Regions from separate parts of the Homo sapiens genome. Here all the other regions are linked to region 1. A link is a contact called in ENCODE Hi-C or POLR2A ChIA-PET data. All regions are on one chromosome and are shown on one strand. Each heading gives the region's core, a stretch centred on a gene start or an enhancer-like site at or near the end of the contact. The rest is flanking DNA. Distances are from core to core; before and after follow the strand shown. Region 1 has its middle 17 kb from the start of BAG3. Region 2 has its middle 35 kb from the start of BAG3. Region 3 overlaps BAG3 (BAG cochaperone 3).

Region 1 (2,640 bases), core at 51-2,550:
ATGGAAAATAAAATAAAATAAAATAAAAAGAAAGCAACAACAAAAAGGCCAGACCAAGACTTGTTAGATGATAAGCTTCCTCTATTCAATTGTTTAATATTTTATTTTTTATTTTTTTATTTTTGAGACGAAGTCTCGCTGTCGCCCAGGCTGGAGCACAATGGTGCGATCTCGGCTAACTGCAACCTCTGCCTCCCAGGTTCAAGCGATTCTCCTGCCTCAGCTTCCCAAGTAGCTGGGATTACAGGTGTGTGCCACCATGCCTAGCTAATTTTTTTGTATTTTTAGTAGAGATGGGGTTTCACCATGTTGACCAGGCTGGTCTTGAACTCCTGACCTCAGGTGATCCACCTGCATTGGCCTCCCACAGTGCTGGGATTACAGGCGTGAGCCACCATGCCTGGCCTAAATTTTAAATACATTTTCAAACAAGCGTATGTGTTATATATCATTTATGTACTTAAAAATTATTAACATTTAAAAAATCAAAATATAAGGCCGGATGTGGTGGCTCATGCCTGTAATCCCAACACTTTGGGAGGCTGAGACAGGAGCATTCCTTGAGGCCAGGAGTTTGAGACCAGCTTGAGCAACATAGTGCTTGAGCAACCTCACCTCTATGAAAAATAAGAAAATCAACTGGATGTGGTGGTGCACGCCTGTAGTCCAAGCTACTCAGGAGGCTGAGGCAGGAGGATTACTTGAGCACAGGAGGTCAAGGTATAGTGAGCTATGGTTGCACCACTGAACTCCAGGATGGACAACAGATCAAGATCCTGTCTCTAGAAAACAAACAAACAAACAAACCAAACATAAATAAGGAAAATGGTGTTAAATATTCTTTCTACTTACTAAGAACAATGTTTCTTTTCATTAGTGAAAAGTAATAAAGTTAAACCAGTTTGGTCTGTCAGGGTAAACAGCTGCTCCCTGGTAGAAGAATGTGATCTTTAGACACAAACAACAACAACCAAGAAAATCATTAAACTGAAGCCAAGTTTCCAGAGGGACCCAGGGGAAGTAATGAAAAGAATCCTTCAAAATGTAACAACACATTTTCTATAAAATGGAAATGGCTTTGGGGAAATGTTCTGAGGGGTTTGTTCACCACAGCTTGGGAAAAGAAAAACGTGTTTTCAAGCACAGCAAAAAGAACCTGTGTCCAGCAGCCAAGAGATGATGCAGAAACACTGGAGTCTGTAAAAGCTTTGATTCTAGAAAACTTTCTTTCCTTTTTTTTTTTTTTTTGAAACAGGGACTTGCTCTGTCACCCAGGCTGGAGTGCAGTGATGCAATCTTGGCTGACTGCAACCTCCACCCTCCATTTCTCAGGCTCAAGCAACCCTCCCACCTCAGGCTCCTGAGTAGCTGGGACTACTGGTATGTACCACCACAGTACACACTCAGCTAATTTTTTAACTTTTTTTTTTTTTTTTGAGACAGCCTCCTGAGTGGCTGGGACTACAGGCACGTGCCACCATGGCTGGCTAATTTTTTGTATTTTTAGTAGAGACGGGGTTTCACCATGTTAGCCAGGATGGTCTCGATCTCCTGACCTCGTGATCCACCTGCCTTGGCCTCCCAAAGTGCTGGGATTACAGGCATGAGCCACCATGCCCGGCCTTTTTTTTGTTTTGTTTTTTTTAAGACGGAGACTTGCTCTGTTGCCCAGGCTGCAGTGCAATGGCACAATCTCGGCTCACTGCAACTTCCACCTCCCAGGTTCAAGCGATTCTCCTGCCTCAGCCTCCCAAGTAGCTGGGATTACAGGCGCCCGCCACCATGCCTGGCTAATTTTTGTATTTCTTAGTAGAGATGGGGTTTCACCACATTGATCAGGCTGGTCTCGAACTCCTGACCTCAGGTCATCCACCCGCCTTGGCCTCCCAAAGTGCTGGGATTATGGGCATGAGCCACTGCGCCCGGCCCAAAAGATTTTTTATAGAGATGAGGTCTTACTATATTGCCCAAGATGGTCTTGAACTCCTGGATTCAAGCAATTCTCCTGCCTCAGCCTTCCAGAGCACCTGGATTATAGGCATGAGCCACCATGCCCACCTGGCCTAGAGAACTAACTAGACACTTCCAGAAGCCAGGAATACCCTATGCTTGCCTTATTTACCTTTGTATTTCAGATCCTACACACTGGCTAACACACAACAAGCACTCAATAAATATGAGGGTCTTAGTTCAAGAGCAAGGAAAGATCTGATAATGTGGCAATAACAATACACTACATTTTACAGTCAGTGGCAATTTAATGTTATTTCATTTCTCAACTCATCTCTGGGCAATGAGATTACAGATGTTCTTTTTTGTATTTTTATGCATTATCTGAATTGTTTACAAGGATGTATTTTGAAATAGAAAATAATAAACTTGACTCCCCATTAGGAAAAAGCAATTCTCATAACCATCATTGCCAGTTTTTTGACACCTTTTGGAAAAGGGTAGGGAATTAATTCTGCCATTGACTATAATTCAGCAGGAGGGCCAAGTGAATTCCTTCATTTCATAATATTTAATCAACACCAACTTGTGTTAAGAATGGAACTAGGTAGGCATGAGGAATGTATATGTGCTCCAAATACCAGCTTATGGCCTAAGGAGAGAGACAGACATTGAACACATACTGCCACT
Region 2 (2,640 bases), core at 68-2,567, 52 kb after region 1:
AATAAAATTACATTTCATAATTATTGCACGAACAGATTTAAGGATAAAGTTTCCAGTTAGAATGAAAGAGAGAAGGCATGTGTTTACAAACAAGCACGAGGCCCAAGAATAACTTACTGATTAGTATAAAATGTAAATGGTTGATTTTGCACAAATGCGATTTTTCTTTCTTTCTTTTTTATTTTTTTGTGGTCCACTGGAATGAGAAACTCAAAATCTTTCTTTAGAGCTAAGGCTTTTTTCTTCAATCGACTTCCTCAGGTTGAAAGGAGTTAAGGCTTTACCAAAGCAATTTGAAGGTTTGAAATCTCCAGGGAGATTGATTTATGAGTACAGTACACGTTAAGGCTACCTCTGACCTTGGCAGATTGTGGCTGTTAAATTAGGCCCTGGAGTCCTGAGACAGGGGCTCTTCATCTTAGCCTCCTAGCCTCCTTAGTATCTCACTGTGTGTCAGCAATTCCATGAATCCCATTGGATTCATGAAATTTCATTCATGGAATTGGATTCCTACTCATGGAATTTAATGTAATTCCATTGGATTCATGGAATTCCACTTCAGTTCTGTGATTCTCAGTAATATTTCTTTCTTTTTTTTTTTTTTTTTTTTTTTTGAGACAAGGTTCCTCTCTGTCACCCAGTCTGGAGTGCAGTGGCACGACTTAAGCTCACTGCAACCTCCGTTGGCCTCCCTGGCTCAAGCAATTCTCTTGCCTCAGCTTCCCCAGTAGTTGGGCACCACCATGCCCGGCTACTTTTCGCATTTTTCGGTAGAGAGGGGGGTTTCGCCATTTTGGCCAGGCCGGCCTCGAACTCCTGACCTCAGGTGATCCTCCCACCTCGGCCTCCCAAAGTGCTGGGATTACAGGCGTGAGCCACCGTGCCTGGCCAGTTCTGTGATTCTTTGGAGTGCCATGGCGCCATCTCGGCTCACTGCACCTCCGCCTCCCGGGTTCAAGCGATTCTCCTGCCTCAGCCTCCTGAGTAGCTGGTATACAGGTGTGTGCCACGACGTCAAGCTGATTTTTGTTATTTTACCTGAGACGGGGTTTCACCATATTGGCCAGGCTGGTCTCAAACTCCTGGCCTCAAGTGATCCACCTGCCTCGGCCTCCCAAAGTGCTGGGGCTACAGGTGTGAGCCACCACACCAGGCCTCAGGTCTGAGGTTCCTAATTCAGGACTCACCCGCACTAATTGAAACCTGAGGTGAGGGATTTCTCCTCGCTGACCAGTAGGGGGCGCGTCGTGACTGCGCCTTCTGCTTTCACTCCCCGCGCAGGGAAATCCTGTCCTGCTCTCTCAGGGAGCAGTTCCTGACGGTGGGCTCCATTTTATAATAGAATGACTCACCTGAAGAATCACTTCTTTCATTATTTCGTATTCCTCACAATACCAGTGACACACAAAGGCTTTATTTGAAAAACCAAGTAAAGGAAACGAGCACAGGATGTCTGTGCTGGTCTGGTCGGCGTTTATCTCAGCTGGTGAGAACGCAGCCACGCCTCTGTTCACACTGTCATTCCTCCAATAAATAAGATATCCCTGTTTTCTAAAGTCAGGGAGATTTATGAGTCAGAAGTAATCGGATCCACAATCTGATTAGAATTCTATCCTCATAACGGGAGCTGACCGCATCCGCATCCATTTGTGGTCCGGCCCAGTCACCACTTGGTTGGTGTTCTAGCACTATAAGCCAGACTGTGGGGTGGGGGAAGGTGAGTGCTCCCCGCACTTTAATGCCGGGCTTATTTTTCCCTAAGGACCAGGATCGAAATAATGTTAACAGGAAAAACATGCTTCCTCGTATGAGACTGCAGTATTTCACCTTGTATGAGAAAGGAAAAATGAAGGGTGAGACCTGCTTGTTTCTTACATAACTAGGGAGAAATCCATCCCCCCTCTCACCCCGTAGCTCTTCCTGGTGGCAGTAATGATCAGAACCGGGAGTACCCAACTTCTTTCATGCTTGGGGGACTAGAGCTGCCCCCTCCATGCAGAATGGGCAAAGTAAGGGCAGAGGAGATCCATTAGCATCACAATAGGCCTAAAGCCTGCATTTGAAAGCTTCAAGAAAAGACTGAGAGGCAATCTCTTGCTGTTTCCCCTAAAGGCAGATTGGCAGATCAGTCCTCCTATCCGGAGCAGCTAGAAAAGCTGGCAAAACAAACAAGACCTATCTGAAGGTGAGCCGCCAAGGGGGTGAGGATTTGAGGGTCAAGGTCCTGGAGAGAAGGGTTAGCAGAGCTTTGAATTTTGAGGCATTTGCCTATTTCATGAGGCAGAGAAGCTCCCAGCAGTCTCATGCTAAGGAAGGAAGAGCTCAAGTAGTCGCCGCCAGCTTTCAACTTCCAAAGGGCCTCACCCTTTGGAAGGAACAGGAATGAAAATAGAGAAACTCTCACAAAGACTGAAACCCAGCTTCCCATTGGCTTACCGTTTGACTGTGTTACAGGAAAGGGGTCTTGATCCAGACCACAAGAGAAGGTTCTTGGATCTGGAGCAAGAAGGAATTCAGGGTGAGTCCATAGAGTAAAGTGAAAGCAAGTTTATCAGGAAAGTAAAGGAATAAAAGAATGGCTACCCCATAGGCACAGCAGCCCCGAGGGCTGCCGGTTGCCCATTTTTATGGTTATCTCTT
Region 3 (2,640 bases), core at 48-2,547, 34 kb after region 1:
GAGATGCATGAGGTGCTCAGCTCGTGGCTGGCTCAAGGGCTTTCTGGATCCAGGGGCTTCCCCCAGGAGGAGCTGCATCTCCTCAAGGCCTGTCTGAGGACTCCAAGCCCTGGAAGGGTCTGGCTATAAGGGGTTGGGATCAGCAGCTCTCCCAGTTAAAACCAGAGAGTGTGGGTGGGATGTGGCAGAGTGGGCAGTGTGGGGGTTTGATGGAGTTTTACACAGCCATACACCCATTTACCACTGCCCAGAAAAAGAGAATATTCCCATCACCTCAGAAAGCTCTTTCGAGACCCTTCCCAGCCACTACCATCTCCTCCAGAAGTGACCACCATTCTGGTTTCTAGCACCATCGATTCACTTTGTACTTCACTTTTTCTTTTTTTTCTTCTTTTTGAGACAAAGTCTTGCTCTATTGCCCAGGCTGGAGTACAGTGGCATGATCTCAGCTCACTGCCACCTCTGCCTCCGGGGTTCAGGTGATTCTCCTGCCTCAGCCTCCTGAATAGCAGGGACTACAGGTGCCCCCCACCATGCCCAGCTAATCTTTGTATTTTTAGTAGAGATGGGGTTTCACCATGTTGGTTAGGCTGGTCTTGAACTCCTGACCTCAGGTGATCTGCCCGCCTTAGCCTCCCAAAGTGCTGGTATTACAGGCTTGAGCCACCGTGCCTGGCCCTATCCTTCACTTTTGATTCCTTTGACACTTTGGAGTCTGAAAAGCATAATTTTGTGCGTATTTAGGGAGAAACTCACATTTATTGCCAGTCTTCCGGGCATCCCTCTTGATATGCCCTTATAAAACCTCACAACATTTCTCCAGGGCAGGTGTTGGCTAGCTCCGTTTTCTAGAAAAGGAAGCGAAGGCTTACAGAGGTAAGAGAATTACCCAAGCTCACAGAACTGTTAGAAATAGAGGTACGAATCACACTTAGACCCTACCTAGGGCAGCGTCTACCCTGGAAGAGCCTGTGCCTTTCCCCATCCCTCAGGGCCTCCGTGCTTTCCAAGTAATTCTGCTTCTTGTTTGTTTCCTGCCCCCTTAGCCCATCTTCTAAGCCCCTGTTGGCAGGGAGTGCCCCTTGCTGGTTTGGTAACCCCATAGGACTCCTCAGCGGGTGGCAGGATGTTCCCCCAGGTGGTGGATGAGGGTTTGCTCACTGCTGGTCCCTGCTGTGTGGAGTGTGCAGATGGTTGAGGCTTTTGTGCGTGGCTGGGAAGAAACAATGAGCCCCTGGGCAGCCAGCAAAAATGACACTGCAGGACTAATGCAGGCTCCGATTTCGGCTGGAAGGAGGAGGACCTCAGTGAGTGGACAGAATGCCCACAGGCACGTTATGACTCAACACTGAGTAGCAGAGGGTTTCTTCAGCGCCTCTTGCTGGCTCCCTGTCAGGGCCATCTCACGGCAGGAATTCAGCTCTGAATGTGAGGCCTGGACCTGCTCCTGCTCTTGGGTGACCTGAGAGTTAAGCAGGCTAATGTAATGCCGCCGCCCTGAGCACGTGGCTGTTCTAATCTGAGAATGCCTGTCTGCCCATGTCCCCAAGGACACAGTGACACCCATGCCTTTCCTGTGTGCTGGAGGCCCTCCAAGGGCAGGGTCTCAGCAGGAGGGAGGCAGTTGATGGGCCTGAAAGGGCTAAACCAGGGTCAGCCACCTGGTGCCCACGCCTGCACACAAATAGAAACATCACAGAATTAATGGTCTGTTCTCTCAAAGTGCAGAGCAGCCCTCAGTATCTGTCCTTACTTTTGATTGATTCCGCAGCAGTAGAGATTGTCCCCTGCAAGCTCATAGATTGTTAGCCTTTGGCGTTTGTTCGCCGTGCAGACAGCTGCCTTCGTCAGGAAAGATCACTCCCCTTCTTAAGAGTTGCCTTACACAGATATATGCAAATGACACTTATCAGTAGCTCCCCTCCTGGGAAAGGACCCTCGGTGCTCGGGGACTGTTAGGACTTCTGTTGCGCAGCCCAGCTTGCTGAGAGATGGCATTGCCCAGTGAGTGACTGGCCAGCCTTGTTGTCTGAAATAAGATCTTTCCTGTGGTACATCTGGAACTTGGCCTTCTCAAGGGTCCCAAAATAGCCAGGCCACTGAAGGGAGAACTTCAAGAGAGGACATAAGAGAAGGACCCCAACTGCTCCTTGCCCAAGCAGGCTCTGTTGCGTTGAAGAAAAAGTTCTTCAGTGATACTTGTTAAAGCACAGTCAGGAAGATTTATTCGGGGCCATCAAGATAGGCACAGGGACCACGGCAGTGGGGTCGTGCAGTCATGGGTAGAGACTGGGCACAACTTCAAATACAACACGGGCGATTGGGAATTTATAGTCAAGGAGCAGTGTGGATGGAAAATTAGAAGAGGAAACATCAGGGCTAAGGGTGTTTCTGGCTATGCTGACCAAACAGGATTCTTGCCGAAGACAGGCCAGGGTGATTAGACAGCACCTGGAGGCTGTGGAAGCTGATCAGATAGTGAGGCTGGGGAGGGGGTTTCTGGCTAAACTGACTTAGCAGTGTCTTTTGCTAAAACTTGACTTTACAAGGAAGTGCACAGATGGGCCTAGGAGATGCTTCGGAAGCCTAAGATTTGGTCAAGCAGAGAATCTTTGTCAGTTGGCATCGTTAGGCGACACA

Evidence for each region. A loop is a pair of places that touch in the nucleus more often than their neighbours do. ChIA-PET counts read pairs that join two places held with the same protein, here RNA polymerase II (POLR2A). Pooled maps may share reads with other maps.
Region 2: a loop to region 1 is called in a pooled map of adrenal gland, with 1.9 times the contacts of the local background. The contact joins two enhancer-like sites. A Hi-C loop is called at or near these places in 1 of 50 pooled maps. POLR2A ChIA-PET finds 5 or more read pairs at or near these places in 9 of 52 experiments (B cell, CD4-positive, alpha-beta T cell, CD8-positive, alpha-beta memory T cell and 6 more).
Region 3: POLR2A ChIA-PET joins it to region 1 with 14 read pairs in BJ. The contact joins two enhancer-like sites. POLR2A ChIA-PET finds 5 or more read pairs at or near these places in 13 of 52 experiments (A549, AG04449, BJ and 10 more).

What each region holds. Positions count from the first base shown.
Region 1 is chr10:119,633,056-119,635,695 of GRCh38, forward strand. No RefSeq gene overlaps it. Among named protein-coding and RNA genes, the nearest start is that of BAG3, 17 kb to the right of the region's middle. RefSeq lists a silencer at 1,169-1,369. Within about 2 kb of position 1,301, at least 2 of the 41 ENCODE cell types and tissues checked have a DNase peak (open chromatin) inside an H3K27ac peak, as active enhancers do.
Region 2 is chr10:119,685,419-119,688,058 of GRCh38, forward strand. No RefSeq gene overlaps it. Among named protein-coding and RNA genes, the nearest start is that of BAG3, 35 kb to the left of the region's middle. RefSeq lists enhancers at 1,218-2,154, 2,155-2,640. Within about 2 kb of position 1,318, at least 15 of the 41 ENCODE cell types and tissues checked have a DNase peak (open chromatin) inside an H3K27ac peak, as active enhancers do.
Region 3 is chr10:119,666,599-119,669,238 of GRCh38, forward strand. All of the region lies in intron 1 of BAG3 (BAG cochaperone 3), which reads left to right. Among named protein-coding and RNA genes, the nearest start is that of BAG3, 17 kb to the left of the region's middle. RefSeq lists a silencer at 1,763-1,944. Within about 2 kb of position 1,298, at least 26 of the 41 ENCODE cell types and tissues checked have a DNase peak (open chromatin) inside an H3K27ac peak, as active enhancers do.